Linked DNA regions of Mus musculus: regions 1 and 3 are each linked to region 2. Evidence: chromatin loops called from intact Hi-C (ENCODE). Cell type or tissue: heart. All regions are shown on one strand. Each heading gives the region's core, and the rest is flanking DNA. Links, peaks and the distances in the headings are about the cores only. Region 1 has its middle 91 kb from the start of Prkg1. Region 2 holds the start of Cstf2t (cleavage stimulation factor, 3' pre-RNA subunit 2, tau). Region 3 has its middle 100 kb from the start of A1cf.

The links. A loop is a pair of places that touch in the nucleus more often than their neighbours do. Peaks named below come from ENCODE experiments on the same cell type or tissue, not always from the same donor. Only the 100,000 strongest peaks of a DNase experiment are listed, where the experiment ranks them.
Region 1: a loop joins it to region 2, with 2.3 times the contacts of the local background. A loop is called at or near these places in 5 of 42 quality-filtered maps.
Region 3: a loop joins it to region 2, with 2.2 times the contacts of the local background. A loop is called at or near these places in 5 of 42 quality-filtered maps.

The regions. Positions count from the first base shown.
Region 1 is chr19:31,749,532-31,760,448 of GRCm38, forward strand. It overlaps a transcript of Prkg1 not described here. Among named protein-coding and RNA genes, the nearest start is that of Prkg1, 91 kb to the left of the region's middle. In heart, for the core only: CTCF peaks have their summits at 6,847 (motif pointing left) and 7,059; no DNase peak of the experiment used is centred there; H3K4me3 peaks cover 581 bases; H3K27ac peaks cover 1,077 bases.
Region 2 is chr19:31,077,013-31,087,929 of GRCm38, forward strand. The region is part of intron 3 of Prkg1 (protein kinase, cGMP-dependent, type I); the gene reads right to left. It overlaps Cstf2t (cleavage stimulation factor, 3' pre-RNA subunit 2, tau), which reads left to right and starts at 5,829. Exons shown (of 1, transcript NM_031249.2): 1 at 5,829-9,580. The coding sequence starts at 6,054. The coding sequence ends at 7,952. In heart, for the core only: no CTCF peak of the experiment used is centred there; DNase peaks (open chromatin) are centred at 5,789 and 6,989; H3K4me3 peaks cover 2,629 bases; H3K27ac peaks cover 1,750 bases.
Region 3 is chr19:31,761,696-31,772,612 of GRCm38, forward strand. It overlaps a transcript of Prkg1 not described here. Among named protein-coding and RNA genes, the nearest start is that of A1cf, 100 kb to the right of the region's middle. In heart, for the core only: CTCF peaks have their summits at 1,204, 2,744 and 5,527 (motif pointing left); DNase peaks (open chromatin) are centred at 1,256, 1,896, 2,696 and 3,376; H3K4me3 peaks cover 3,577 bases; H3K27ac peaks cover 3,358 bases.

The sequences.
Region 1 (10,917 bases), core at 2,029-10,028, 670 kb after region 2:
GAAGAAACTTACTTGAAACAAGGTCTTTATAGACATAATGAATAGTGTGCTTTCACGAGTCATAGCTGTGTTTTCACAAGTGGGAGACATAGACTCAACCACTGTGGAAGACAACTGTGCAGAAATAAAGAAGGTAGACAGTGGAGACCTATGAGCACAAGTCACAGAAGGCCCAAGATGGTCAGCAGCCTCCAAACACCAGGAAAAGAGCCTCCCTGCTAGCCTTCAATGACACCACATCCCTGCTGACACCTTGAATCTGAACTACTTGATGCCCACTGCCCAAACTACAAAAACACAAATTTCTGTAATATCAAACTCACTAATCATTGGCTTGACCAGACCCAAGTTATAGTGTGTGCGGACACAGGCCTTTCTGGACATTCCTACAAATGCAGTTCTCTTGAGGAGGTCAGGCACACATTTGGGAGGGTATCTAAATCACCCCCCATCCTGGAAATGGGGCCTTTTGATACTGTAAGTACTTTCATGTGCACTGCAATTTTAAAAAGATCAGAAGATCTCACAATGCCTAGTTTTCTCCATGCAGACCCACTGTGGATTATCATGCTATACAGTAGAAGAGCCCTGAGACCGGCGTTCTTCCAATGAGCTTTTGGATGCCCTGTCATGTATCTGAGCTCTGTCTCCTAATGTGCACAGAGCTCATGGAAACATAACAAATACTAGAAGCACAGCAGAGTGCCATGGGGTTGTGGACAGGGACAAATAAATTCATATGAGTCTGAGATGTGCATTCTTAAGCTTAATTAGTAGTTCTTATATTCCCATGCCATCAACTAAAAGTCCCTCTGAATGACATCCCTGACTTGGGAACGGGGTGGGGTTGGGGGGGGGGGTCTTGTCTCACTTTGCAGAGGTGAGACTAGCTTGGAGACATTAAACAATATGACTAATATACGATATCAGAAGCTTAAAATCCAGGGCTATGGAATCCCACACCTCCATATCTTGGCCTTTGTATTCATGCATGTGTACTGCCTGGAAGGGAATAATGGAAAGCGTCCTCTAGGTTTTCGTAGGCAACAAGAACACTCTATGATGTGATCCTTGTTAAAGTAGCACTAGCACATTGATTCTCGATACTGTGTGTAGCTGTACTTTGTTTATACTGAAATATTGAAAACTTGACTAGAGAAAATGAAAGAAGGAATAAATGAAAAAAGAAAGGAAAAGAGAAGAGAAGAGAAGAGAAGAGAAGAGAAGAAGGAAGGAAGGAAGGAAGGAAGAAAGAAAGAAAGAAAGAAAGAAAGAAAGAAAGAAAGAAAGAAAGAAAGAAAGAAAGAAAGAGAAAGAAGAGGGAAGGGAGGAAGGAAGGAAGAGAGGGAGGGAGGGAGGGAGAGAAAGAAAAAGAAAGAAAGAAAGAAAGGAAGGAAGGAAGGAAGAAAGAAAGAAAGAAAGAAAGAAAGAAAGAAAGAAAGAAAGAAAGAAAGAAAGGAAGAAAGGGAGAGAGGAAAGGGAGAGAGAAAAGAGGGAAGAACCAAAGAAAGAACTGGTTAAAATCTTGTGAGCTAGCTAGCTGTCTTCAAAGGTTCAGCCATGCAGATGCTGAATCTCTCAGGCAAACTAAACCTGAAAATCCGTGTTTGTTTGGTTCAGAGAGCCCATAGCCACAGAGCAGGCCCTAGCACAGCTCAGTCTGTTTATCTAGGAGCTTCTAGAATTCCTTCCTAGAGTACAAGTTTGTAAAAAGCTGTGGTGAGAGGCAAGAGTATGAAACATGCCCAGAAGGACAGAGACTCTTCCGTGGATGGGACTGAAAATCAAGTAAGTCCTAAATGTGGCCAACGCAGCGTCCCATCCGTGACTCCTGAAATGACTTCTAAAATGGGGTCACAACTACTCCAGAGAGCAGAAGTAGATCCAAGTGTGGGCTGAGAAATATGGCAGGAACACACATGGGTCCATTCCTGGCACGGAGTTAAAAGCACGTTACATATTTGGTGAATGAGGTCAGACACGGTAAACAATGGCAGTCAGTGCTGCGTTTGTTGAATGACTGCTCTGAACAGGGCACTCAGCTAAATCTTTCTCATGCGTGAGCTCATTTAGGCCTGTCAACAACCGTGGGAGGTTTTTTAAACAACTGAAGAGGCCAAAGCTTTGGATATGCTTTCTTGTATGACATCAGTCTAAGAGCACAGAACATGGCTCTTTGATCTCCAAACGACTTCATATGTCTTCCTACATGCTAACGATCAGGCTGCCCTGGGAGAAATGAAATCTAGAATAATATTTGTTCACATAGAAAAACTCAGATGTAATGAAAAATTAGTCTCTAAACTGCAAGCAGGCACTGGGAACTCTCAAAGGTACAAGCTTAAAGGTAACTAGAGATAGGGATACACGCCAGAGCATTCAGTAAGAGCGTTCTTCCCCATGGCTGTCAGGTACGGAGACAGGCATCTACTGTGCTGTGGGGATAGCTGCATGGCCCCTAGTTCTTTCTGCAATCCTGCAATGCCACTGGTTGGCAATTCAGAGCATGCCTGCACACATAGATAATGAGAGGACAGAAGGACAAAGCTGGAAAATAAGGAACCAAGCAAGAAAGTGCAACTATCCACAGTGTGGCTGCAGTCATGTCCCAGCTATGCAGGACATGCTCTCTAAGCAACCCTTCCGGCACTTCTGTGTCCTTCCTAAATCTGACGCAAGCAGTCCCTCAGCATCCCTGCTTTACTGCTATCCCTCATAAGCAATGTGTGGCAATAATTCCTTTAAGCCTCTAGTCTTCGAGAAGCAGCTTTTCTAGAATCTTCTAGAGTTAGAGGGGTGTACAACTGGCAATGAGCAGTCCATGTAATTTGCATCACTAAGTCAAACTGTATATGTGTATAAACATATCCATGTATGTGTATATGTATATGTGTGTATATATATATATATATTTATATGTACGCATTTACATTTTATTAGGACACGGTTACAGCACCTTATCTTGTCATCTCTGCTTGTCCTGTTTCAGTTTACACACACCTCCTCTCCCTTGGTTCACTTAGTGTTATGTTTAAGATACTTTTCAAAGGGGTGAGTATAGGAGACATAAGGGACTTGCCATCTAACCACAGATCAGTCACTAACAAGCGTCTGTGGTTGGCACATCAGATTCCTTTAAAACCTCCAGATCTCCCGTTTGTTTGTCACAATGTTTGTTTGTTAATCCACAAGGGTGAACAGGATATTTCCTAAAATCGATTCTGGGCAGTAGTGACTTCCAAAAGCAAATTGTTGGGGAAGCCTTCTGCCCCTGTAAAGGTTTTCTTACGGGAGAGCTAGTGATCCACTGAGAGCTTTATGCTTACCATGAATTCACACACAGCCCTGGCCCATATCTGCACATGAAGCTTACAGGAAACGCCATCCATGTCTTTGCAAAAGAGTCAAAATCAACTTCAAGGAAACAAGTAGTTTATGTAAAGTCACACAATCTGTGTGTGAAAGAATTCTCCAAGCCTGTGAACATCAAGGCCATTAGTGTGTTGGTCACTATCTACTTCTGGATTAGACTGAGTTGAAATTTCTCTTCTGCCTACCCTCTCAAGGTTTCTTTCCCTTATTTTAATTTTATTGGAAAGAGGAGATTAAAATCCATGCATAAAAGCACTTGTCTCCAATACTAACAACCAGCCTTTTAAATCTGGGACCCACATGATAGAAGAAGAGAGCTAACCCTCTCCCATAAACTGTCCTCTGACCTCCATATGTGTACCATGTCACACGCGTGCTGAAATATAACACACACATTTTTATAATACAAATAAATAAATGCAATTTTTCAGAAATCCAAGTAAAACTCATAAAATCATTCATATTATTGGATTCTCGTTCAAATAAGTACTAGTAAGCATACCTCTCACCAACTCTAGATCAATATCTCAACATTGACAGAGAGAGAAAAACAAAACAAAACAAAACAAAACAAAACAGAGAGAGATGGGGGAAAGGAGGAGAGGCTGTAATGGAAATCTTAGCCTATAAAAAGTAAAATCTGCTCTGTGACTCCAATACCATATATGTCCAAATCTTCCCACCAGTCTTAAAAAAAAAAAAAAAAAAAAAAGAAAGAAAATGTAGCAGAGAGACTTGGAATTTGTTATTTTCCCAAGTGGGAGAGCAAGTTCCTCAGAGTCCTTCAAGTATCAAAGTTTTATTCTAATGCAAAGAAAAACAAATCATTGCGATCCCTGCAGAACGCCTTTGTTATATGAGCAGTAGACGCATACAACTTCAGCCTTACTTTCAAAGCCACATCTTGGGGCCTGGGGATTTTTCCTCAATTTACAAAACCGCATAGAAAGGCATCGATGCTACATGGATTTGTAAATCTGAAAAATAGAGGGACGCGTAAATCGTGTCGCTTTAAGGAGTGTGTGTTCTTGTGACCATAAGTCAACAGGAAAATACATCAGACATTCACCTTGCTTCTAAGATTGTTACGTAACCGATGTCTTTTTGAGAGAACTGTCTTTAATGTTGTAAAGCTTATGTTCTGTGGAGCTACTAGCATACCTTTTCCTTTGAGTAGACAAAGACATAGATATTTTTCTCACACACCGAGCATACATACTCTCAAAGGAATTTAAAGAGTTGAGCTGAACATTTACCTTTTTTTTTTTGACTTGCCACTCTCACCTTTTGGCATTCATCCCATCTATAAATAAGTGACATTTCAAAAGCTGCCTGCAAGAATATGAGTTCCATCATTTCTACTGCTTGCAGCAATAACCATGAAAGTAAACAGAAGCTGTCAACTGAGTTGAGGTATGTAAACAGAAGGGGATCATCTATGGATCTGAGAAAGACGGGTAAGGTCTGATCTGCCCAAAAGCTTGGATTCTATAATTAATCAGAAAAGGAGTAGTTTACCAAGGAATGTGAAGGAATAACTGTACTTTAGGGAAGGAAACCAACCACAACTCTGTAACAGAGAGTTCTCTTTCTATACAAAGGTTTGCACAAGCATGCCTAAGTTCAACATTGACTCTCTACTGTAGGAGGACTGGGAAGGACTCGGAGAATAAGGCTAGTTTTGGATAGTTCTATTGTCTGGCAACCAGCACGAATTGCTTGGACAATGAAGCAAGCACGGAAAAAAAGATAAATCCAAAGATTAAAACCGAAAGGTTTGAAGCCTCTGCCCGTAGTTATCGAGAGGGCATACTGACATTCTCATCTTGGTATCTATGGCACAGCACTGCACAGAGGAAATGTCTTTCCCTCTCTAATTGCTTTAGTGTCTGAATGGCCCCAGTGTTGCTAGCCTACCCTGTCTGTCGTGAGTGCACTGCCTTTCTGGTATCCAGAAGACCGACAGGAAGGCCAGATAACCAGACACTGTCAAGGCAGCAAACCTCAAAGCCTGCTGTTATACTTCAGGAATTTTCCCTGCAGAGATGAGAGAGAGAGAGAGAGAGAGAGAGAGAGAGAGAGAGAGAGAGAGAGAGAGAGAGAGAGAGAGGGAGAGGTGGGTGGGGAGGAGACTGCTGCTGGCTACTTGCCTCACTGTGTCTAGGGGGCAGGGGAGTTTCTTCTAGACTTTGCCCACACTCATCAGGAATAAAGGCTGCCCCCAGATCCACACTTCATTCTCTCTGCACCGTTAGGTTGACTAAAAACTTCTGTCCCTAGCCTAGGGAAAGTATGGATTACTGACCCACGGAACATTTTTATGTATTAACAGTTGCAAGTCGACTTATCACATAATTCTAAAACACCTTTTAAAAAAGACAATTTGTTGCCAAATAGAGCATTGAAATGTGCATCATTCTGAAGTTTTTCTATTTTCCTTCTTGCTGGTGTGAGAAATATCCAGCACAACACTGGGGAAAGTAGTTGGTTGAAGAGACCAAATAAAAAACATTAATTCTAAACTGAATTATTTTTACTAATAGCACAGCGTCCTTTGGCTATTGAATCTCACCAAGACAGACAAAAAGAAAAAAAAAAAAAAAAAAAGCACATTTCTCTTGAGCCTGAGGGGTTCATGTAACAAGCAGTCACACAGTGAATGAAATAGCCTTTTACAGGAAGACTGAGTGACGCTTTCCAAGGGAATATTGATTCAAAAACTCACAGTCTACTAGACATGGCCCAAAATGCATCCCTCAGTGGTCAGTGGGCAAATGATCCTCAGTTCTTTTATGCCCTGAACTGAAAAGCACTTTATGCTTAAGACATCTCCCTGTACTCAAAAAAAAAAAAAAAAAAAGTTTCTTTTCATGCAGTATTTAAACATTCCATTCATTAGAGAGCTCAAACTGTTTGCTATATTGTTGTTTAATTATATTATAGAATTTCAGAATTATCAAGGAGATGGGAACATCTCCTTGATTTGTCTATTAAATGATCTAATTTTTCTCTCAATATTTCCCTTCTTGATTGATTATTTTTTTGTTTTTCCATGGGAGAGAGAGGAGTTGGGGCAGGGGGAGAATTCCATTTATCTCCTCACACATCCACCCATTTTTAAACCAGACTTAGTTGTCCATTATTTCTTCCTATTTCCTCCTTTTCATGAAATATGAGCCCAGAGGCTGCCTCATGGGGGTGGGGGAGGCGGGGTTAGGCATTTCCCTCAGGTGACATCAACTCTCCATGCAAGCTGTCTTGTTTGTCTTGTCTTCAAGAGAAACACTGGAGAGGAATCCACTTGGTTGTTTTAAGCACGTTGCCTTGAATCGTCAATGATCAGAAGTCACTACGTGAATCTTGTTGTTAGGAAAGTAACATAGATAAACACATTTTAAAATTCTCACACTGCCTGTAGGCTCCAACTAGTAAATATTATACCTCTACTGCCATCTTGTGGCGACTGTTGGTATACTGCTCTCCTAAACCTTTCTTCTTCCCAGGTTTTTTATCTTTGTTGGTCATTACAGGGAAGCCTGAAGGCCTCCCAGTCTTACATGGGTGAGCAGATGGTCTGGAGCTTTCTCTAGAAGAAAGGACTTGGTGCATTTCTTTCCCCACATCTAACTCACCCCTCTTTTCACCATGCTTACCCACCCGCCGAAGCAAGCGTCAGTCCTGGAGGAAGGACGAGGCGAGCAGTTCCCTGCTGTTCTGTGGATTCAGCCAGACACAGGCTAGGAGAGGGTGGGCTTCCAACTTATGCTATTTTTTCTTGGGCTTTTATAATCATCTATGGAGTAAAAGTCATAAACCTGAGGAACTCAAAATGTTTTTCCTGAATGGTGTTAATTTAACTTTCAAGTAAACTTGCTTACCGAGTATATTTTATAAACACTAATTTTGTGTCCCCATTTCAATACCCCCAAGCTACTGAGAGACAACTGTGTAAAATACTATCCGAAGATGGGTACAGAGAGAACCCAATTAGACAGAATCCTCTAAAATATGGTATGAGCAAGCAAAACAACAAATATGAAAATGTTACATTTCTCATGGAAAAAAAAAAAAAAAGACTTTAAGACACTATTTCCTAAACCTTGGTTTCACAATATCTATGTAAAACACAATTGTACTTTTCTACTTAAAAAAAAATCTATTAAGCCTTAAAACTTTATTTTAAGCAATATAGCTAGCTACACATGATTCCTGTGTACTAGTCAAATGCTTTCTCTCACTATTTATTAAACTCTAACTATTAATAATATAAAATAAATTCACTTGTACACTTAGAAACCTTCCTATCACAACAATATGAACTAACCAGTACCCCCAGAGCTCGTGTCTCTAGCTGCATATGTAGCAGAAGATGGCCTAGTCGGCCATCATTGGGAAGAGAGGCCCCTTGGTCTTGCAAACTTTATATGCCCCAATACAGGGAAATGCCAGGGCCAAGAAGTGGGCATGGGTGGGTAGGGGAGCAGGGCAGGGGGGGGAGGGTATAGAGGACTTTCAGGATAGCATTTGAAATGTAAATGAAGAAAATACCTAATAAAAAATTGAAGAAAATAAAGGAAACCTTCCTATCCCACTAATAATGTGTACACCACACCTTGGGGACACTGCTGTCAAACAGAAATGGTAAGTTGAGTCTAGGGAATCTAACACGTTTGTCCGAAAATAAGTAACTTAGCGAGTCAGAGTCAAGAAGCTGATTCTTCAGAACCCTAGGTTAGATGAGGGGCTCTTAGACATTTTTTTCCTGCAGTGACTCACGAGACAGCTGATATCCCCATGTGTACCATACTCCTGTGAAAAGACAAGACCATCTGTGGATTATGTGTAATTTCCTGCTATACATTAGTAACCCTCCCCGTCTAGGAAGCCAACTGGAACTCCGTGAACGGCTTTCCCAAGGGAAACGCCTGGGAAGGCACTCAGCCCTGATTTTTAAGAAACAAATAATTCATGAATTTTGATTTTTTTTAAAAAAAAAACTTATTTATTCATTTTAATCTGATAATCGATCAAATGCATGTCATTTTGTGATGCCACAGTTGAAATCTGCTGAGGTAAGAGGGGGATGCCAGGTTGTGTATTTTAAAGTGATTTTACTCTCTGAAAGGACACATCATTTAGCATGGAATGCTGCTTTTACCCTCAAAGACACAAGGTTCTTTCACTTGTTTTTAATATATTCGGGATATACCTTTTCTCTGAGAAGTAGCTCGTGGGCGGGAGACGCAGGGTGAAGGGTAGGTTTTATTTAGCTGGAATTTTTTCCTGTAAACAAACCTGGTTTCTTCACAAGGGTTTACAGCCCAAGATATAAAAGAATTTTCTATTTTCAGAATTTCTGGCACCACGTAAACAAGTCCTTCAGCGGCTGTGTAATCCATGAAATGAGTCTCATGCACACTGTGTGGGCAATGAGTACTTCAGGAAAAACAGTAACAGTTACCCAAAGGCTTTCTAGTTGCTTGTTAGACAATCATGGCGCCATATCGTTGAATAAACAGACCCAGGAATATTTGTGAAAGGCAAACATACAAATATTTTTAGGAACCCTAAAGGGTTTTATAACAGTATTTTTGTAGCATTTTGAGGTCAGAGAGCTCAAAGGAAGAGGGATCTGGGGATGTAAAATGTATTTTGAAGTCCTTTCTAAGTTAGACTGTGTACAAAGGAGAGGCAGAATCGGCAACAAGTGTAGCCAAGGGTTTATTTTCGTAGCTGTAGCTGCATCATTTCTATTACAAGTTAAAAAGCCAAACTAAGTTCTACTGACGTAATTACAATAGATACCTTGCTGGTCTGTCTTTCAAGTAAACACTTGCATAAAACCAGCACACCTGTATTGCCCCTTGACCTCAATGTGCCATACTCTTAAAGGGGAAAACACTCAGCCCAAATTAAAGCCCAGGACAACAAACTCGCTACTAATGATGAACTTCCAAGAATAAATCAAACTAATACGCACCAGGGAAAGGATGAACATAGAAGTGGTTGCTTTGAACAGGGCAATTTTCGGATATTGTTTTGAAACCTTCTAGTCAATATAAAGTACGTATTGTGTGCACCCAAAGCTACGAGCTTTTATAAGGCAATATAGGTTTCTATTCTATTCACTCACAAGACAATATGAAAGTGCTTACAACACATGCAGCAAAGCCTGTGCTCTGTGCATGAAGTCTGTGGTTTCTATGGAGAAGGTTAACCACTCCACAAAAGAATGCTGTTGTTCAAGAGTGAAAGTATTAAAACAAGAAAGTGAGATCTACCACCCACCCTTCCTAAACCCATGCAAAAGATATGTCTCTTAAAGATTCACTAGTTTCTCGTTGGACAGATGTTATAAAACATTACGTATCTTCAATATGAATAACTATATTATTAATTTAGGAAACTCAAATTACACACATGCACACTCATGTCTACACAGGACTATCTGAAGATATAATGATATTAAAATACAGTAATCTTTTCAGTTTACCCTATGTCTATATTATGTGACTTTTACAAGCAGACAGATCTCGTAAGACTCGAAAATGTCAAGCTAGAAGTTGGAAACACAGATCCAAAGGACACACACACAAAACTCAGGAAGAGTCGGGGACGAAGAAAGAGCACTGGACAAGAGAGAGAAAGAGAGACAGCCATTGATTCTTGTATCTGATTCCGGTGAGGTCATAGGGTGATGTGCCTGATAGCGTGCACAGACATTTGAGAATCTTCAAGATACTATGAGCAGCTTTAGAAAAACAGAAATAAGAAGGGAGACTTCCTTTCTACCAGTACTTTTGGGGGGGGGGGATAACTTAAACAAGTTCTATAATAACAACTACTATAGTAAATTTAAGTCAGAGATGGAAGCGGGTGATGATTGGTATATGTCTGCATACAAATGCACTATGCACATCTGTGTGTGTGTGTGTGTGTGTGTGTGTGTGTGTGTGAATATATATTTTCATTTTCTTTTCTTTTGTCTTATTTTCTCCTCAGTGAACCAACATCCTAGCAAGCACACCCACAAAGCCAGAGTCAAGGTCAATATTCCTTTCTGACAATTCCCAAGCTTCTGAACTTTCAGTTTTGTGAAACAGGATATGCTATCCCTGATTTATCTCAGAGCTCACAGTCACTTCCAAAACCTACAAGAAACCCTGATAACGTCTGGCTCTGGAGCCTGATAAGCAAATTCTCAATGGGAAACAAAAATAATTATTCATACCCTATGCAGCTATGAAATCACCTGAAAAATCTTATCCAGCGAAAAGATTTAGTGCATTCTCAGCATCTTTGAGTAATAATGTCAAGAGCCCACTAGGAAACAGGCCCTCCGACAGGAAGGAGAAAAAAGAAAGGACTTCTCTTGTTTGTTCAGGTCTGGTGTGAGGGTCAAATTTCCGATGGACACATGGTTCAATATAAGTATTTGACCTCAGCTTACATTAGGGATTCAAAGGAAAAAGAAGTTCTGACATACGCAGGTCCATCTTCATTCCAGAACAAGAACAGAGCTCAACAAAATGTCACTTTAGTATA
Region 2 (10,917 bases), core at 949-8,948:
AGCTCGAAGCAAGAGTGGTGGAGTTCTGCTTCTTGTCCAATTAGTTCCACCTTCCTATGGTTGAATATCTGGGCTTGTCTGGCAGTGCCTTTTCAAAAGGAATCATCTTAATGACAGCTTGAACATGGCCCTGCACTCAAATAGGTGCTGGACCAAGGCAGTGTTAGCTGAGTCTTTGCATTCCATCCATCGTAAAAGTTCACACAAGCCCATTTAATAAAAATGACGGTGATAGCTAACCAAATATTTGAAGAGAACATCTCATGGTTCACTAAAAGAACTTCATGGGGCTGGAGAGATGACTCAGTGGTTAAGAGCACTGACTGCTTTTCCAAGGGTCCTGAGTTCAATTCCCAGCAACCACATGATGGCTTACAACCATCTGTAATGGGACCCAATATGGTAGTACTGGAAAAAAGTACTATTATGATTAGTGTAGCTCTTACTGAAGTGTCTTATGGGATTGAGCCTGGAAACAATCCACACTCAACTACAAAGCTACAAATGTGCATATTTGAACAATGTTACCTGTCTTAGAGTTATCTCTATATAAGTTTAAAATAATACAAAGTAACAACAGATCATTGGCCCATCAAATCTAGTCCTTTCAGTGACAAGAACAATGTACATCTCTAAGTAATGTTAGAGTAAATAAGGTTTGTACCTCTTTCCACTTAAAATTGTGCTTTGCATCCTACCATTATATACAAATGCAGATTAATAATACAGTCTGAGAAATGATAAAATACAGGTTATGTCTTCTATACAACAATCCAACATGGGTAATGGCATTCTCATTTGAAAGATGCCAAAGCAGAAGTAACGAGAATTAATTCATCCAAGGTCTATGATTTCTTGTCAACCTAAGTCTAAGATTAAAGTCTGAAGCCTAAGCCCCTCCATCCTACTCCCTGCAAACATTGTTTGCTTGGCAGAGACTGAAGACCTAGACACGATTACAGATGATGTCAATAAGTTAGCAGCTGATTCTGGTCCAGGGTCTTGATTGTCCTTGTACCTCATGTTCTTAGCCTGTCAATAGACTGGTAATCGACTATACAACATTTGGCTCCATTTAACTTGTAGTCAGGCCGTGGTATACTTTCAGAGTCTCAAATTTACATATTTTTCTTGCCAACAAGAGTGAATCATAAGTAAGTAGAATTTACTATTTACTTCCCTCTATGTTCTTTTCATACTCAGTGTATTACAAATTTGGGGGAAATATGCCTCAGAAAAGGTTAGCTTGGGATCTGAGGAATCTTGGCTCTTTCATAGAAATGAGGTTTTATATTGGCCCTGTCAATTGAAGAAACGAAAACATCCTTCTCAGCTGCTTCAGTTTTTATACGTACAGCCCATCTGTTGCCATAGCACTGATTGTCATGTCAAAACTGCAATTAGTAACACTCAGAGCTAATCAGGAAAAAGGCCAATGGAGGCTGTGTCCAGTCCTCAGTGACCCATGACTGCTAGGCTAATTGAGCAATAGGAAGCTTAATTTCAGGAGACCTGGTTTCAAGCTGCAGCTTTGCCTCTTACTCTGTATATATGGGACATTCATTGAATAGAATGGTCATTTTCAAACGTGAGTTCTTGATTCAAGTGGCACATGTAAAGTAGTTGCCTGTGCTAGTTAGACAAACTCATTAACATCTCTATGCCCAATTCCAATTAGCTATAAAGCAGGATGCTATGACTGCCTAACTCAAAGATACTTCTAATACATGGCCACCAAACACATACTGTTGCTTTCAGTAGGAAAGACATTGAGGTGAGCATTGAAGAACGAGAACTTAAATGTGATGAAATGAATATAAGAGCTGGGAAAAGGAGGAGTGAATGAATACAAGGGCAAGATGGGCAGAAGCCAGGGGGTAAGAAAAACACCGATTGCATACAACGAAAAGTGAAGTGCACTGGTCAGCCAGAGAAAAGTACACAAAGTGATGAGGGATGAGTAGCAAAAACGAAGCTCCATTTAGAGGATGTTAAAGGTAGGAAGACCAGATGCCACACACAGGTGAAAAGGATTGAAAAGCTCAGCTGGAAGCTAACTCAATATGATTGGCTTTTATGAGCCTCTGCTATCAAGAGGCAAAAAGAAGCCTACTGACTTTACTATCACAACTCTTTTCATGAATTTCATTGTCAGAGCTGTTATACTAAGTTCCATCACATGATAGCCATGCATCTTAGCTTGCTTCTAGGTCATAAAAAAAAACCCACCAAGTCCCAATGTCAAATCTTGGCCAAGTGCAGCTGCTGTCTGAATCGCTTCTGTTCCATTTGTCTGCAATAGATTGTGAGCCATCCCGCAGTACCATTTCTACCAGGAAGCCTTCTTTAGAAATATAGATCTTTCTGGATTACTTTATTCCATTTCTAGATACTTCACCGCATCCTTAAAAATTGTCTCCTGGAGGAATTATCATCGATCTAAGAATAAGACAATAGGCATCCTGGCAGCAGGCAGTTACAATTGGGACTGTGCCATTTAATGTCTCTGGTTTCTTTCTAGGTTAAATGGTTTGTTAATACTCAAACTCTAAAGAAATTTTAAATCATTCAAATAGTGAAATAATCGGAACTCCACAGATTAAGCTTCAGGGACTGAGGCTACACAGGTGAACAAAACAAAACAACAAAAACAAAAGAAACCCAAATAAACAAGCAAAAAAACACCTCATCTATACATATTAACCTATCATCTACATATTGATTGTATGATTCTCCCCTTGAAGTGGGATAGTTCTCCAATTACGAACTTCATTAAATTACCTTTAGGCTTCAGCAAACAGAATCTGTGTTTCTTATATGAGAGGCATGGAAAACTTTCGTTTTTGAGGTGATATTTTTTACTTGTGAGTCTGATAAAACAGTACACAAAACTCATGCAGAGAATTTGTTCTAACAAATTGGTTTTCACACTGCTGAACTGTCGGTGTTTGGAAAGATATTTATGGAATAAGAAATGTGAGGCAGATGGTCAAGGGATAAAAAGACCTACATATTTCCTTGAGTGATTTTATAGATGCAAAGTCACAATTCTACTAAGAGGCAAAAGATTTACTATCAACAGAAAGGTCCGGATGACGAACTACTTGAATCCAAGGGAAAATTGAATTATTTTTAAGCTACAGGAAGGGGGAGGGACTAGAAAAAAACTTTGTGGAGTGTTTCGCTTATTCCTTAAGAGACCAAGACAAATAAAAAATGTCCCTGGGGATTATAATTTAGTAGTAGACTTGAGGTCCTCAAGTTAATTCTCAGAAGGGTAAAACTTTTCAAAATATCTTAAGAATATGTCTAGATTTGATATGCTTTATCTATAGTGAACTCTTTTAAAGTGTATCTTATTTATTTATGTTTTGAGGGCCTCACAGAGTATCTACAACGAGCTTGAAACTAGATATGTAAACCAAGCTGTCCTGGAAGTGTCTCAAATACTCAGATTAAAGGTGTGATCCACCATACCCAGTTTATGGTGAATTTTATTTTATTTAGTGTTTTAATATACTTTACAGACTCACAAAGACTACAGTATTTACAATTTTGTGTAGAATTTCATCTCTGAAAATAGCTAAAAGGAGAGGGGAGGTTTTACATATATCCCGGGTTTGCCTACAACTCAGTATATAGTCCATGCTATCCTTGAGCTCAAAATGAGCCTGAGCCTGTCTTAGGCTTTCCAGACTTGTGTGACCACCCCTGCTGTAAATACCACATTTGCCAAATATGTCAGAGATTTGGGTGGTTTTGTTGGTTAGTCTTGTTTGTTGAAAACACGTACATTTTTAGTCAAGGCAGTTAGTTTTTTTTTTTAAGATTTATTTATTTATTATATGTAAGTGTAGCTGTCTTCAGACACTCCAGAAGATGGAGTCAGATCTCATTATGGATGGTTGTGAGCCACCATGTGGTTGCTGGGATTTGAACTCTGGACCTTCAGAAGAGCAGTCGGGTGCTCCTTACCTACTGAGCCATCTTACCAGCCTGGCAGTTAGTTTTTAATTTGACTGATAGATGCTCAAAGTAATTCAGAGTAAATATTAAACACCATTTCTTTTCTTTCTTTCTTCTCTTCCTTCTTTCTTTCTTTCTTTCTTCTTTCTTTCCTTCCTTCCTTTTTTTTTTTTTTGTCTTTTGGGTTTTTTTGTTTGTTTGTTTGTTTTGTTTTGTTTTGTTTTTTGAGACAGGGTTTCTCTGTGTAGCCCTGGCTGTCCTGGAACTCACTCTGTAGACCAGGCTGGCCTTGAACTCAGAAACCCGCCTGCCTCTGCCTCCCGAGTGCTGGGATTAAAGGCGTGCGCCACCACCGCCCGGCTTAAACACCATTTCTACAAGGGACTAAGCTGATAGTATTTAACAGACACAAGTGTTAAAGTGTTGAGTGTCTCTCAGTGTGCCATCACCAGCTTGGAACTAGACATAAAGAGCTCCGGGATGTCCTGGAAGTATCCCAAGTGCTAGGATTAAAGATGAGCCGCCATGCCTAATTTATGGTGAATGTTTTATTTAATGTTTTAAAACCTTTAAGTATCTCATAGGCCCCACGTGTTGCTTTGTTTGTTGGTTACTGTGTTTTCTTTGACCATCAGGTAAAGATAAGGCTTGTGGTGCTTGCCTCTAATCCCAGCATACACTGGGAGAAGCAGGAGGATTGCAAATTTGAAGACAGCTTAAACTACATACACAGTGAATTTTTCAGGCCAACCTGGGCTGTAGAAGGGCCCTGTATTAAAATAACAAAATTTGTTTTAGTATACCTGATAACTTAATTTATTGAATTAATTGACAACTGAATGTAAAAATATACCATCTACATTAACATAACACATATCTGGGTGTAGTGGCCCACTCCTTTAAGCCCAGCACTTGGAAGGCAGAGGTAGGTGGATCTCTTGAGTTCAACGCCAGCCTCATCTACAGACTAAGTTCTAGGGCAGCCAGGGCTACACAGACAAACTCTGTCTCAAAAAACAAAAACAAAACCAAGAACAAAACAAAATATAAACCATGATATTTTTTGAATTTTTTTCCAAGTTAAAACAGTGAAAATTATGTTTGGTCATTTAAAATAAAATGGCAGTATTTAAAGTACAAAACTGGCAAGAGAAGTGGGCGGTGGTGGTGCACACCTTTAAGCCCAGCGGAGGATTCTGGGAGCTGGAGGTCAGCCTGCGCTCCAGGATAGGACTACATAGAGACCTTGTCTCTAAATAATAAATAAAATCACAACTACTTATATGTGTACAATAAAAGTTTAGTCGATTAATCCAGACTCTGCAGTCATACTTTTTAGTTAATTCCACTTTAGCATTGATGTCAATTAAAATTTGTAAGGGGAGAGAGAAATGATCACACAACAACCTGCGCACACAGAAGATACCAGGGAAGACCCTGGACTTGGTAACAGTTTGAACAAGCCATAGCTTGGGGGCGGGGCTGCGGCTGACAGAAGCGCTATTTTATCTTTGCGATAATTATGTTTAATGTTGTTAAGCTATTTTAAGGGATAAATAACAATATTTTTACCTCATAATATTGGATATAATTTTAAATATTTCTATTATCCTACACTAAACGAAAGCTGTGAAAACACATTAAGCCTTAAATCAGCTTCCGGCTTGCGGTTTCCCGCCGGTGGAACGCAATGAAAACAGCCCCGAGTGTGTGGAAACACAGACGCTGCCGGTTACCCCATGGAAGCCCGATCGGCCATTTTTAATGAGGTCAGTCGTAGTGCATCCTGTGCCCGCAGGAAGCGGGGGCGGGACGCCGGGAAAACTCGACCAATAGGACCATGGAACGGAATCCTGTTGTCAGTAAGTAGGCGCGGACAACCGAGCTCACGGCCCGGGGCGGAAGGCGTTAGATAAATTAGTCCGGTCTCAGGAAGCAGTGTCTGCGGCCTAACGGAACTACAGATTCCTAACAGAAAGGTTTCTGTCCGGAGCTTGCTATCTGCTTCCGTTACAGAGCGGAAGTGTGGTTCGCCAGAGGACGACCCTTAGACGAATTCAATCTCCGCTGTCCTCTCGGCAGCAATCATGTCGAGTTTGGCGGTCAGAGACCCAGCCATGGATCGATCGCTGCGTTCGGTGTTCGTGGGGAACATTCCGTATGAGGCGACGGAGGAGCAGTTAAAGGACATTTTCTCAGAGGTTGGTTCAGTTGTCAGTTTCCGTCTCGTCTACGATAGAGAGACTGGGAAGCCCAAGGGTTATGGCTTCTGCGAGTACCAAGACCAGGAGACTGCGCTCAGTGCCATGCGAAACCTCAATGGGCGAGAGTTTAGTGGGAGAGCGCTTCGGGTGGACAATGCCGCCAGCGAAAAGAACAAGGAGGAGTTAAAGAGCTTAGGCCCGGCGGCCCCCATCATTGACTCCCCCTATGGGGACCCTATCGACCCAGAAGATGCTCCAGAATCGATTACTAGAGCAGTCGCCAGCTTGCCCCCAGAGCAGATGTTTGAGCTCATGAAGCAGATGAAGTTGTGTGTCCAGAACAGTCACCAGGAAGCTCGAAACATGCTACTTCAGAACCCACAGTTGGCGTATGCTTTGCTGCAGGCACAAGTGGTGATGAGAATCATGGATCCAGAGATTGCACTGAAAATTTTGCATCGTAAGATACATGTCACACCACTGATCCCAGGCAAATCTCAGCCGGTCTCTGGGCCTGGCCCTGGTGGGCCTGGGCCTAGTGGGCCTGGCGGCCCTGGCCCCGGCCCTGCCCCTGGCCTCTGCCCGGGACCTAACGTCATGTTGAACCAACAGAATCCTCCTGCCCCTCAGCCTCAGCATCTGCCAAGAAGACCTGTGAAGGACATTCCACCTCTGATGCAGACCTCTATCCAGGGAGGAATTCCAGCTCCGGGGCCAATACCAGCTGCAGTTCCTGGACCTGGACCTGGTTCCTTAACTCCAGGAGGAGCAATGCAGCCACAAGTTGGCATGCCAGTGGTTGGTCCAGTGCCCCTGGAGCGAGGACAGATGCAGATATCAGATCCTAGACCTCCGATGCCTCGTGGACCCATGCCTTCTGGTGGCATACCTCCTCGAGGACTACTGGGAGATGCTCCAAATGACCCACGTGGAGGGACTTTGCTCTCAGTGACTGGAGAAGTAGAGCCCAGGGGCTATATGGGACCACCCCATCAGGGTCCTCCAATGCATCATGGTCATGACAACCGTGGCCCTGCCTCACATGATATGAGAGGAGGACCATTGGCAGCAGATCCCAGAATGCTAATTGGAGAGCCCAGAGGTCCCATGATAGATCAGAGAGGTCTACCTATGGATGGTAGAGGAGGTAGAGAATCTCGAGGGATGGAGACTCGGCCCATGGAAACTGAGGTCTTGGAGCCACGAGGAATGGAGAGAAGGATGGAGACCTGCGCGATGGAAACCAGAGGCATGGATGCAAGAGGACTAGAGATGAGGGGCCCTGGCCCTAGTTCCAGAGGTCCGATGACTGGTGGAATCCAGGGTCCTGGCCCTATTAATATGGGGGCAGGTGGCCCTCAGGGACCTAGACAGGTTCCAAATATTGCAGGAGTGGGAAATCCTGGAGGTACCATGCAGGGGGCAGGTATACAAGGAGGAGGGATGCAGGGAGCAGGTATGCAAGGAGGAGGGATGCAAGGAGCAGGCATGCAAGGAGGAGGGATGCAGGGAGCTGGCATGCAAGCAGGGATGCAGGGAGCTAGCATGCAAGGAGGGATGCAGGGAGCTGGCATGCAAGGAGCCAGTAAGCAAGGTGGAGGCCAGCCTAGCAGTTTTAGCCCTGGGCAAAGCCAGGTAACTCCACAAGATCAAGAAAAAGCAGCTTTGATCATGCAGGTTCTCCAGCTGACTGCGGATCAGATTGCCATGCTGCCTCCCGAACAAAGGCAGAGCATTTTGATTTTAAAGGAACAAATCCAGAAATCCACTGGGGCTTCTTGAATGGTTTTCAACTAAGAAGCACTTAGTTACTCCTTCAGAGTTTATTCTGTGGCATGAAGTGGTGCAAAAAGCTGTCTTCTGTGTTCGCACACTTTAACCATTTAAGGTTTCCTTCTCCCTAGATCTTAATCTTTCTTCTAGTCCTGTCACTTTCTGCTTCCCTTTTAGCTTTTTGATGGAGGTTATGGAGTGGAAGGAGTGGGCCTGTTCACTTTGTCACTGTTACTCTACCACGTACCCTGAAAATAACTACATCATCCACCAAGTAAGGCTATGAGGAAGATGCAGGAGGAATAACATGTCTGCACTTTGTTAACTGCGTCTTTAAAAATCCCGAGTAAGCTGGGAACTACATAAAAATTGAAAGTGACTTGTTACAGTATTGATATACTAAGATGGTTTAAAGGTTTTTGGTTGTATATTAACTGAATGTCAGCATCTTAAGATACACTTTTTGGTAAACCAAAATACTGTAGAGTAATAAGATTAATGTTTAGTTATTTTGGAATTATTTTGAAATATTGGAGCTAACAGTCTGTGGTGTAGATGTAGGGTTTTTTTTGTTTTTGTTTTTTTTTTTTTAAGCATTGTTATCTGTAAAAAGGTAATTTTCATTTACCTGACTTTTTTGAGACAACTAATATTCTTGCCTGGTCCCACCTGGTGATTTTGCAGAATAGTTGTAGTGTCAGCTGAATTATATAAAGCCGCCTCTGAGGAGACTCAAGTGATTTCCTAATACATTTCTCTAAAAAAATTCTTAAGCACCAAGTCTGGTTGTAAGTAGTTTTTTCATGTCATCTGAAAATAGCAGTTAGACATGGGGTCGGACTTTCTTGAGTAATGGAGGGTTTTTCAGTAAAGCTCCCACCCAGGTTCTTGATAAACCACTATCCATACGCAGATGGAATCCATTTGGTCAGCAGGAATCAGAAGTTAAAAAATCTTAGTCTTCGAATTTTGACGTGTCTTACAGTTTGATAACTTTCACAAAGTACTTTCCTGCCATCAGCTTAACTAGAACTGAGGCCCAAGTGATCTGACAGCTCTGCTCAACTTAGTATTTTATTTCTTAGAACTCTCAAGAGCCATTTGGTCATAACATACATTCCTATCAGATGTGTTTTAAAATAAGGAGTGTGGAATTTAATACATTTCCTTTAGAGCTACCATACTATTTTTTGACATTAAGTGTGTGGCACCTAGACACCATGTCATATCTAGTTAATGAGCAGAAACAAGCACAAGTTCCCACTTGACCAAGTGATAGTCCTCTGTAGGAAACTAACTACCCAGCTACAGAGGGAAGAGTAGCCTTAGGGAGAGAGCTGACCCAAGGGTCTACTTTGTCCTTGGAAAGTTTGAGCATTTTCAGTGTACAGAGTTTTCATTCCTAGGCTATTTTCCATCGACTTAGTTTTTTGTGCTAGTGTTAAACTCTCTGTGGTTTCCTCTGCTTCTCCTTTGCTGAAGTTGGTTTGTGTTTTGTACTTTTGTGCTAGTTCTGGCTAATTCCAATTGCTTGCTTTCGAAATTGCGGTTGCTAGCCCAAAACTTCTTATAGTCTTTGTTATAAGAAAATCTCTGCATTGTTTAATGAAAATTAAATAAAAAGGTTGTATAATTAAGGTATTTTGTATGTTTCATTTTATTTAATACACCAGGAACTTTTTAAGAGATACATGAATACGTACGTAGAAAAAGGTGAAACTAAGGAAACTGGTGAAAATACCTTTAATTATTCTTTATGTAGTTCAACAGCTGGAATACTACAAAGACACTGCCAGTCCATTGTGATACCTCCCACGTCAGACATGCTGTGTCCTTTGGAATACTGTGTTCCAGGTTCTTAAGCACTGAGAGCATTTGTACTGGGAAGGATTGTGTTCACTTTACTCACAGCCCCCAAGTTGTACTTGTAATAGAAAACAGGGGACCTGGGAAGCACCTTACTCATTTGAGTATACACTATAGTAAAAGATGAAAAGGAAGGGTAAAACATCCAATTTCGGTTGGGAAAAAAAAAATCTCATTAAGAACAAGTTTATCCTCAAAGGACTTAGATTCATCACAAAACAAAATATAACAGTTCTTTGCATTAAGACACAAATTAGAAAAGAGCACCTGTAATCTGCAAAGGGAGAATAAGGACTTCAGGGTCTTCCTTGGCTGTGTAAGGAGTTGTGGCTACCCAGGGCCACATTAGCCAAAATAGTTTCTTATTTCTAATTAAGTACTTAGAGATTCTGGTGTTGATTGATACAGGAAATAAAGGGCCTTGATTCATTTATAGGAGACTAACTCAAACTATCTGGTACACGAATTTGTTGACAGTATCACTGAAGGGGATGGGATATAATACTGATTACAGACTTTCTTAAGGGTTTCTTACACTCAGGCAGTGCATGCTTTGGGGGATTATATCATAACTGACCTTCACTAAGTGTCTTCACAATAGCCTTTTCCTCTGTAACTGATGATGCACAGATGTCATTTTCTGGAGCTTGTAAATCTGTACGTAAGGTATACATACACTGAGTAGATCTGGCAAAGGTGATCTAATCTAAGTAAGATGGTTAACATGACTGGAACTTTAGTGGTAGAAAACATTTTTGAGAATGTGTATCACAGCTTGCAAAACTTGGTTATCCATACTGTGGTGGGACATTAAGAAAGTTTGAAGAACCTCATTTCCTATGGTATGTCAGGCTTTTCTCTTAGGTCTAATGAGGTCTTAGGACAATTATGAGCAGCCACCTATTGTGACAGGGAAACGGAATTAGCAGTCACATCTGAGTCCTCACAAAGAATTTTGGCCCCTGCTTTATCTCTTCAGTTAATCTAAACAGACTTCTCCAGTTGAAACATTTTACTCTCATCAGGGTGTCATCAGAAATGCCAAGAAGTGATTTATATTGAGGAAATTATTTATATTAAAGCTACAGATATAATATCAATAATAAGT
Region 3 (10,917 bases), core at 766-8,765, 680 kb after region 2:
GGACACATGGAAATCTGGATAATTGGACCGAGTTGATTATAGCAGTAGATAATTTCTCCCATTTCCTTCCACTACAATAAAAGCTTAAGATATGTTTTGCCACCTACTATGTAAATTATTTTTAGACTACAGACTCTCCCTAAAGAATAAATATATAAGAAAATCCTGTTTTAGTTTTCCCTCTAGACAAATTCCTAATTCAAACTAAAATCTATTTTCTTGTCGGTATAAAACAGAAGTGCCCTAATAAAATTCGAAATGAACCTTCAGTGTTAATAGCTATCATTCAAATTATAATTGAACATTAGTTTTGCAATAAAGCACTCTGTTTCAGCCATGGCATATCACTGGAGATAGAATGTCTGCTTCCTAAACTCAAATACCAGAGATACACAAAGTATTCTTTTATTTTGAAGGTATCTTGTTTGACACTAACTTTCACGTTTTAGAAATGCCTTCATAAGTGCTTCTTATCTTAGCTAAACTAAGGTGTCTTGCAGTTGACTATTTTGTACTGTCTCTTTAAGTGAGTACCTAATGCCAATGGATACAATGCCCATATATTATACCTGTCAAAATTCTTTAAATGCTAATGAGTCACCTTACTGAAAATAAACTGCATGCTTCCTTTTGAAAACTTGAAAGCACAAGTGGGAAGACATTTACCTCCGTTCAGTGTAAACCAGGACAGAGAGGAAGTAGAAAAGTACTCCAAAGACTTGTTGGAGACACAAATAAATGTGCCCTTAATCTCTATTATGCACGAACCACTCTTGAGATGAAAGTTCCTACTTCAACAACAAAACCCGCTGGGTGGGGGTGGGGGATCAAAAAGGATGGTATTTCATATGACACAAGCCATTTCCTCTTCGTAAATATAAAAACTTCACATTCTTTGAGAATGCTAGTGTGGGGGGAGGGGGGTGTTTCTCTGTAAACTGGCGCCTGAGACTAGTCTCTGGGAAGGCGGGTTTTCCCTGGTGAGAATTTCCTCTCTGCTGTGAAGCCATACTGTCACTCCAAGGGGCACAGCCCAGATACAAAATCTGAAATTTCAAAAATGCGATAAAGCTCGAACCGGCAGCCCTGGGAGGCAAGCAGCTGCCTGGTGACCGCTGATGAAGTGGCTTCTTAAGGAGGTGGGCAGATTGATTCCAGCTGCCGAGAGAACGAGCGCCGGGCAGGGCAGCGGCCGCGGAATGCGCAGCCAGGCGGAGGCAGGACGGCAGCCGCTTCCCAACCTAGGGCCAGGCCAAAGACTGACTCTCTTTGCAGTTTCAGCCTAAGTGGGAGGGGAGTGGCCTCATTCCCGGCAGTAGGAACTTCTAAAGCAGTCTGGGACAAAAGGTGCCAGTGTCATTTTAAAAGTCGAAGGTGACTCGGGGTATCTGAAAGCTCTCAGAGATCCCTGTTCTAAGTGGCATCCTTCTTGGGGATTCCTATTAAATTATTCCTACTCATTCCCAACTCAGGAGCTTCTGACAGCTTTGAACACCACCTCCCCAGCCCTCACATCGTCTGTTTTGCCTGACCTCACTGTGATCAATACACTAGCGAGTCTGAAATAGTGCAGTGGAGGGGCGGGAACACGACGGGGCCCTAGAACTGACTCCGGTAGGCTTGCTCTTTAGAACAACTAGCCTCAAAACAAGAGAGCTAAGTGTGTGTGTATGTTTGGGGGTGGGTAGTTTAGTAGTCCCCCGAGAGCCCCAAAGTCAGACACCAAGTGATCTAAGAAGGAGGAAAGGGTAAGAGGGAGGCGGGCATGAAGGCAAGCTTAATGGAATATTCAATATCCTGAGAAATGCACTTTCGGCCCTGCATTTCCAGAGACTAAAAGCCAGTAATGGGCTTTGGAGTCTGCACTTCCTCCCCCTAATGTCCACAGGGCTTTAACGCTGCAACCGATCGATCAGCCTCCTCCGCGAAGGCGGCGGCGAGTGGAGTGCAAAATCTTCCTACTGTGGCCAAAACCCATCCAGTCTCCTCTGAACACCCCGAAGAAGCTGCACAACTTTGATGTGAAAGGATTTGGCTCTTAAAATGCCTGGGAGGAAGAAAGTAGGGGGCGAGGTGGCGCCTAAAGAAAACCCTGGCCTTCTCTCCCTACCCCAACTTCGCTTTGCCCCCCTCCCCCGCACTGGTCTAAGCAGTTGCCCCTAACCTGCTTCATGCGCAAGGTGACCCAAACATCACCAACTTCTGGGTAATTAGAAGTGCCACTTCTAGAAGGAACAAAAGCAGAGCATATGAGCGCCCAGAGGTGGGGTTTTGTGGCATTCTCTTGGTGACATCACAGCTCCCCTGAAAGTGACCCTGTGGATAACCCTCCCCTTCCAGCCCTTGGCTGGAGGCTGGATCTACGCGATGGATCGCAGGCCCCGGTCCGCCCCAACGAGGGCTAGAGCCCTCTTGGCAAAGCTTACTCTCCAGACCAACTCTGTCCCTAAACTGAACTCGACCCCAGCTGGCTTCAGGTCACCCCGAGGCCTGAGTCCCAGGGTCGCCTCTGCGAAGCTGTCCAGGCCCGCGGACGGTCAGAGTTCTGCCCCAGCGTGGGCGCCCCGAGAGACAGCAGCCCGCGCCGTCGAGTGCGGGGTAGCAAACTTTCCGCGGTCCTTCTCCCCACCCCCCACGCCACAGGGGTGCGTCTCTGCGAAGTGCTCGCCTTTCCCAGCCCGCCAGAGACAACTACAGCACGTGATGCACAGAAACAAAAATAAACACTTCCCCTTCCCGGACCGCCTCCGCGAGCAGGGGGCGCCCTGCTCTGTCCAGGAGCCACAGCCCCCCGATCCTGATTGCTGCCCCCAGAAGCTCCCGGAGAGAGTGACCCCTGCCCCGCGCCGCCCTGAGCCTACCTCTCGGATTTAGTGAACTTCCGGAACGCCTGGCGCAGGTCGTGGAAGGACCTGTAGGTCTGCGGCTCCGCGGAGATGCCCTGCGCCCGGGTGGTCCGCGGGCCGATGTGGGTGGAGGGCACCGGCAGCACCGACTGGCATTTGTGGAGTTTCCTCTTCAGCTCCTGGATTTCTTCCTCCTTCTCTGACAGCCGCTTCTCCAGCTCTTTGATCCTCTCCTCCTTGAGCATGAGAATCTTCGCAAAGTCTTCCTCCAGTTCGCTCATTTTTATGGTTAAGCCCGATCCCCCTTCTAGAAACTTTTCCTGCCGAGACGGCGGCTGGGACGGCGGCAGAGGAGCGCAGTGAGCCTGAGACTGGGGCGCTGAGCCCGGAGCAGGGAGTGCAGCCCCGCTCCTGCGATCGCTCCTGCTGAATGGGCTGGAAGCTCAGAGGGGAGGATGAGGCGTCTAAAAGGAAGGAGAGGAGAGGCAGAGTGCTAATCCCTAGCGTCTCTGGGGAATAGGTGATTATCTTTCATTGAGAAACCAATTAGAGCCGCCCTTCCTCCCCTGAGACCCCCCCTCCCTCGTCCCCCTTTCCCAGTCGCTTGGTGAGAGTACGCGAGCGCGCCACCCCACCGAAAGAGCCTGGTTTCCACAGAGGGTTGGACCAGGGAGCCTGTGTTCACTCCATCATACTCTTCTATGCTATATGGTACCAAAAGAAGGGAGTGGGATAGGGTGCTTCATGACACTTGATCCTTGAAATAGCAACAATTACCATGTGATCTCTCAAGGATGACGCAGTGCTTGTAACTGGATCCTGCGGGGGGGGGGGGGGGGGGGAGGGAGGGAGAGAGAGACAGAGAGAGAGAGAGAGAGAGAGAGAGAGAGAGAGAGAGCGTGTGAATGTGTGTGAGAGAGGTTTCATATATATTAAACTGTCTTTAGAAAATAACCTAAAGAAATCCATCTTTTTTTTCCCACCATGTCCTTTTCTGCTATGCATGACTATGGACGTGGTCAGGAGATGCATGTGTGTGTTATCTGTTCTCACTGTGAAGTTCTGAGGCTGAGACTTTCTCTAAGAGGAATGCCCTACAGGGCGATAGTGATTGTGAGGTTTTGTAGCATTTAACTTTAAGTGGAAATTGTGGACTAACATGGTTGGGGTGGAGGTTGGATCAGCATATCACAGTAAGGCAAGTGTTTATAGAAAATTGAAAAGCTGTGCGTTGATTGCGAACAGTTTAAAGTCTGGATTTTTATTTAATCTACTCCAGTTGAATAGTATATATTGAGCATCCAAATATCATAGTCCCTAAGTGGCTACTGTAGCTGCTAAACTGGGGGCTCACCCTCCCAGTTCAGTTTGGGAACTGCAACTGTATTCATCTTTGTTTCTCCCTTATTTGTGCATCTATCATCTAGCCAGTGCTAACGGAATTATCATAGCCCTTTGAACCTGAGTGTTTAGTAAATACTACACTTTAAAAATACTCATTGTACACCACAGAGAGCATGTTTTATAAAATAAATCATTGTTTTTCATTTATTTGGTGTATGGGGGGGGGGCTTTTTCCCCTAAGTAACTACAAACAAGTTAACATATTTTAGTAGCTACAACTAGAATACCGAGTTTCTCTTAAAGGGAAGTCACTTTCCTTTAAAAGAAAAAAAAATAGTGTCTAATTTTTCTTACAAAATTAATGAGTATACTACCTGCTCTGACATAATACAAAAAGGGAAACAATCATAGGTTTTGGTTTGCAAAAATACCTAAAATATGTTTTCTTTTAGAATCCCTGTATCACCCAGTGCTAGATCTATTTGTCTGATTATACTCCATTAGAATTATTAAGCACAAGATCTGGGTTTCTTGGGGAAGCAGATACCTCTATTCAGACTGAGTTTTCTGTGGTGATAATGGTCACTTTTCTGTCACTCCTATGTGCGAAAACTTAATCAGCTACAATACTTTTTTTTTTTAGAAATACTCAAAAAATAATGTGTATTTAAAAATAATACATGCAAAAACGTTTATCATGTTTAAAAGCCTAAAGCACAGTTTCAACATGACTGATGAAAAAATAAAAACAGTTTCATAAAGACGCTTGACAAGTCTCCCCAAGTCTTATCCTATTTGCAACAAAGACAGTATTTAAATGTTTCTTCTGCTTATTAAAGGGATCATTTTAGCCAGGATGCCATATGTATGTTGGAACTCTAAATTTTCTTCCTAGATTAAATTTATTTTTGTGAGTCGATATAAACTTAAATAATGTTGCTGTCTGGTGGAAAAAAAATCTTGTTCATTAGCTTAAAACATATTTAATTTAGATCACAAGGGAAGAGGAATTGAGCTGACCAAGTGACCCAATGACCCAATGACCCAATGACCCCATATCTTAAAGGAAGAAGATGAAAGGCAAAAGTCAGGGCAGTTTGAGCTCAAGGCTCCTGGTGCTATGATGCTGGTTTCTCCACCATTCTGGTTCCAGCTTCAAAGCTGAAAACCTAGACATGGTGGGATTCCAGGGGTCCAACTGAGATATGTAGCATTGCCCTCTTGTTTCTTCTAAATCTGGAGCAGTGCTTCTCTTGGAGCAAATGTAGTAACGAAGCCTTCTTTTTATTATTATCCCCCTTAAATTAAAGGTGAAGGTCGCCATCTAGTGCCCTTAGAAAATTTTGCTCAAAAGCAGTCTTAATCACAATGAAGCTGATGTTATTTCTTTTAAGTGCCTATAGCAATGTCTTCATTCTCCATCGTCAAGAGAAACAGAAAGTGTGAAGAGAACATCATGTTAAAGAAAAAAAAAACTAAGTTTTCCTCTTTTAAGCACTGGATAATGATAACAAGAATGCAGAATATTTTTTAAATCAATCTTATTTTTTAATTTATGTCTGTGTGTAGGTATATGTGCATGTGTGTGGGTACCTGAGGATCCAAAACACAGATCCCTGGAGCTGGAGTTTACAGGTGGTTGTGAGCCACCAGGTAGAGGTGCTGGTAGAGGTGCTCGGGTCCTCTGGAAGAGTAGTAGGCACTCCACCTCCTGAGAGATGAGGCATCTCTCGAGCCCTCGATGTTTTTGATACATCCCAGCACAGAGCTCAGTCCTTCTGTGCTACTAGCTTTAATCCCCGTGATGATTCTGAAAGTTCTTACCCCATTCCATGTTAAGGCTGGATTTGCTGGCATTTACCCCGATTAGGGGGTTTTCCTTGCAGGCATTGTCTAGATTTGCTGCAGACCGCATGAATCCCAGTACAGCAAGCTTCTGAGTGAAATACATAGCAAGGTAGATGTACGCATATCTATGAACACAGGGAGACGCAAAGCTAAAATGTCCTCCTTTATGGGAACACACTAAGCTTAAAAATCACATATAAACCCAGAGAAGCTCCTAGGAGCCACTATTCTGGCCATCCGTTGTCTTATCGAACTTGTTTTCCTTATGACACTTTTTCATGTTTCATATACAATTCCAAATGTTTTTTATCTAAAAAAAGAATATTCACTGTGACACGTGGCTGTGTCCCCACCACCACCACCCGCTACCCCCAATCTCATCACCACCATTTTCTCTTTTGTATAGAATACTTTCTAAAGAAACTAAAGTGTGACAGGCATCAGGGGTCCTAAAGGGGTTCCTCTTTTTTAATCTGGTCAGTGTCACAGTAGGCATTATTATCTATTAACAGTTTTTAAAGTGACTAAAACTATAGCATTGGAAATGTAATTGAGGAAAATATGTAATAAAAATATTAATAAAAAAATAAAGTGACTAAAACTAAGTCTGATTTTAGTGTCCCTCCCTTCTAGAATATATCTAATTATAATATACCCATCTCCCAAATATTCTACTAGTCTCAGTTGAAACAAATATTTTCACCCCAGGAGAAACACAGATCTTGCTAGATATAAGGGAATGATCCGGTCGGTACAGGTTTGGGAGGTCAGTAAGAGCAGCCTCACACCACCAGGAAGGAAGGCTGAGGATGTGAAACTCGAGGCAGGGGTCACATCTTTGGAACACGTGGCAGTCAACACACTACCTCTCTTTTATTCTATACTGCTACATCAAAACACTGCTCATAGCGGTAGAAATAGCGATATTTGTGAAAGTTATAACACCACTGGTAAACTAAAACAAATAGTGCGTTCAAATCAAAAGATCCACATTCATGTTCAAGTCATTGCTCAAGTCATTGCTCAAGCTGGGTGCATATGAAAGCCCCTTATATTCTCAGATTTATTTTCCTCATTTATAACATGAGAAAGGACAGAAGGTCTGTCTCTCCTTCCTACCTCCGGCAGGTTTACAGATGTCTATTATTAGTCTGACCTCACAGACAACCGTCATCCTCCAACTTTAACGGGGCTTAGAACTTTGAGAATAGGGTGAGTTCAAGTACGTCTTGTCCCATAAGGAATAAAACATACTCTTTTGGTTATTAGAAGCTGAGACTGTTTTCAGTTTATTCTGCGTTATACTGAATTTTGCCTTTAGCATTTTTTTTTTTTTACTTGAACCAGCCCAGGTCTGGAGACCAAGAAGTATGATCATCCCTTATCCAACATGCAACCTTATTAAGTCCAGATTCACACCAACATCCCCATTAACAAGCACATAGAGCATGAGAATAGCAAATTAAATGTTGGCTTAACTTTAATATCTCCTAGATGCGTCACAGTACACTTACTGAATTTATATAAAGAATCATAATAGCGATGATTCTAAAATATCTTCCTCCACAGAAAAGTATATACAGAAATCATTTTCATAATGTGGTCTTATTATTGTAAAATCAGTCACAAGCTCAGCTGCCTATAACAGAGGAGCCATTGTCTTTTATCTGCGCATGGTTTTTTAAAAACCCCTGTTAGAAATTTTGAAATATAAAACTTAAACAGGAAATTGTGATACTTAATACTTGGAAAAGATCAAATTTTATACTTTATTAGAGACTTGAACCTAGAATGCGAACGCAGGACTTCATGTGACTTTAAGATAATTTTATCCCCAAGGGGTTCAAGAATCCAAACTGTAAAGTGTATATAGAGACACTGGATGCCCTTGCACCTAAACCTCAAAGCAATTTGTCATTGATCACTTACGTGTAACTCACGTGAATAAAAAACATTACGTTGTAGGCCCCTTGCTTTAATTCCCCTAAGAGGATACGCGAATGTGAGAGAGTCTAGGAGGTGGAGACAGCTATCCGTGGTTCTCAGCCTTCCTAATGCAACCCTTTAATACAGCTCCTCATGTGGTGGTGACCCCTAGCCATAGAATGATTTCATTGCTACTTCATAACTATAGTTTTGCTACTACTGTGAATCATAATGTGAATATCTGACATGCATCTGATATATGACCCCTCTGGGATCATGACCCACAGGTTGAGAACAACAGGCTTAGATCATGGTGGCAATACTCATCACGCTCCTAAGATTTTTGCCCCCATACCCTTGCAGCACGCATGTTATTTCTCATTTATTCAATTAGAAAGTAAGCAAAGTGGGTCTGTTATGAGATGTTAGAGCTATAATTGACATCACAAGTTTTTTGCCTTTAAGATAAAACAATTATTTAGGTAAGCCTGATCTAACCCTATGTCTCAAATAGGAATCCCAGTGTGACTAAGAGTCAATTCCCAGTAAAGTCTTTGTTGTGAACTTTGAGGATACAGCAGATACATGTGAGGGATGCAGCAAATAGTGAGCAAGGACCTTATTGTCTTAAAAATTCAGAGGTGACACAACTTCATGAGCTGAGAAGAGGCTCTGGGCTCCCTGTGAGAACAATCAGGAACAACACTGAAATTTCAGCTCTCTGAAGTGCCAAGCAAAAAAACCCAGGCATGCTGTGCCCAGACTTCTCTCTTCTAGACCCATGAGATCATCAGTGGATGCTAATTTAAGTCTCTAGAATTTATGATATTTGCTAGGTGATGAGATAAAACTACTAAACGATTCAGCCTCAGTTTAAAAAAAAAAAAAAAGTCCATTGCAAATGCAAGATGTGCTTTTCAGGCCTTAGAGCCTTGCTTCCCCAACGCATCGTTTTCTGTGGCACTATTTTATTTCAAATAGATACCTGAGTGCATAAAATGTTATTATAAGTTATCAACTAATTAAGGCATAGTACAGATGTAAGACAGTAAGACAGTACACATGACCTTTTGAACATGTGAAACTCTCTTCTATAAATGGCATTTATGTTTAATGTTGTACATTGTTATAACCAATGTGAAAACCCTGCCAGCCACAGATTCCAGGAAGGACTGAGGCCATTTGTTGGTTTTCATGACAAAGTAGGAGTGTTGTTGTAATTGATTTTGTTGGTGGATTGACTCCACAATGTTATGCCTATTACTAGTGTACCAGACCTTGGCTGTCCTGTTCGTTAAATGGCAATATGCATCTTTTGTAGTATTCTTTATTTCTCATACAAGATTTGGAATATATTTGAATATAGTCTTGGTTTATGAATCAAATGTGATGCTGTGGTAACATACAGAAATCAAATACTTTCACATAATAGCATCTTCCAATACCAATGTCAAACATTTGAGAAGAGTGGGATGAGAACACATGTACATCTCTAAGGTTATTTTGATTTGAATTGATTTGGGACATTTTTTTTAATTAAGGAAAAAATGGACTCACTTGCTTAGTATTTATAAAAAGTGTATTCTTCTTACTAGAAAAATGTTTATGCACAATTTAAAATTCTGAAAGCACCGATGGATAGATAATGAGAGGCAGGTGTCTCTTTCCTCCTGCTCTGACGCAGCAGTTGCTCGCTGCCACACTGAGCTGTGAAGCATTCTAGTTGCACACGTGTGCATTTGTACTTATCGTGTATCCATGCAGGGATATCATCCAATACCTTGCATGGATGCTAGCCTGTTACCCAACTAAGCACTACAGTGTCCTGATTTTCAGGACCATTGGTTGAATGCAGCATGCCACATCAGCACTCCTTGTGATAAAATGTTGGGTAAGAAGTCAGAGACATTGCTGCACTTGAAGACGGTGAGTCCTTCCTTCCCTTTAAATAAGTGAGGTGCTTCTTACTACGCTCGGGACGATTAAGTTCAGCAGAGTTTGGTACTTCAGGATTACAAGCCAAATGTTATCAACTGTGTACACTTTTAAGGACGTGAGAAAATAACCCCCAGCCCTTCATACTTCTTACCTGCCTTGGTTACTCACCATCGGATACTTCAGTAAACAGTTGCCATGCATAAAACGTAACAACTCATTGCTAAGCATAAGGCACCTTCTATCTTGGCAGTCTCTCAATTTTGATAAATATCAAAATTATCTTCATCTCTAATCTATCACAGCTATTAACTGTTCCTCTATTCTTTCAAATTCACTGGGGCTGTGTTTGCTTGTAAATAATTTGGTCAGGATATCTACACATTTACTGGAAAAGTAATTTATAATTTACTTTTATATCTACCAAAAGTAGTTCCCTAGAACCTATGGTGTTTCTGGTGATACAAAAACTTTCATGTTTATAAATGATGCTTCCAAGTGTCATATTGATTTCCTCAGTCTATAAACGGGAAAGAAAAAAAAAAAACACTGGGATGTTTCCCATAATAATGTTCAGGTCTTACACCAGTTCCTGGGAAGTCTCTCTACAGAGAGAGAAAGGCATTACATCAGCACTCAGCTCCCTCTCCAGGGTACCCTTGTCAGCTACCTCCATCCCCTACACACACAGTCTGCAGAGAGTAGAGAGGTGGCAGAGAGACAGGATATTGACCTAGGAAGGCAAGGTCCCCATGACCCTTCATTCAAGACTCCATCTAATAAAGACAGATCACTGTACAGGGCAGGCAAGCAGACATGACTCAGACTGTGGCTAAAAGCATCAGCAAGAAACTACCAGGAAAACCTTAGGGTGACATAAGATGGTGCTTGGTGTGTTGTGTGTGTCCTGCCACGGGTGTGTATGCATGCATGCATGCATGCATATTTTAGAAACTATACGTTTTCTATAACTTCTTTCTCTAATTTGGATGTATCACGGGAGACTTTAAAGGCCTCC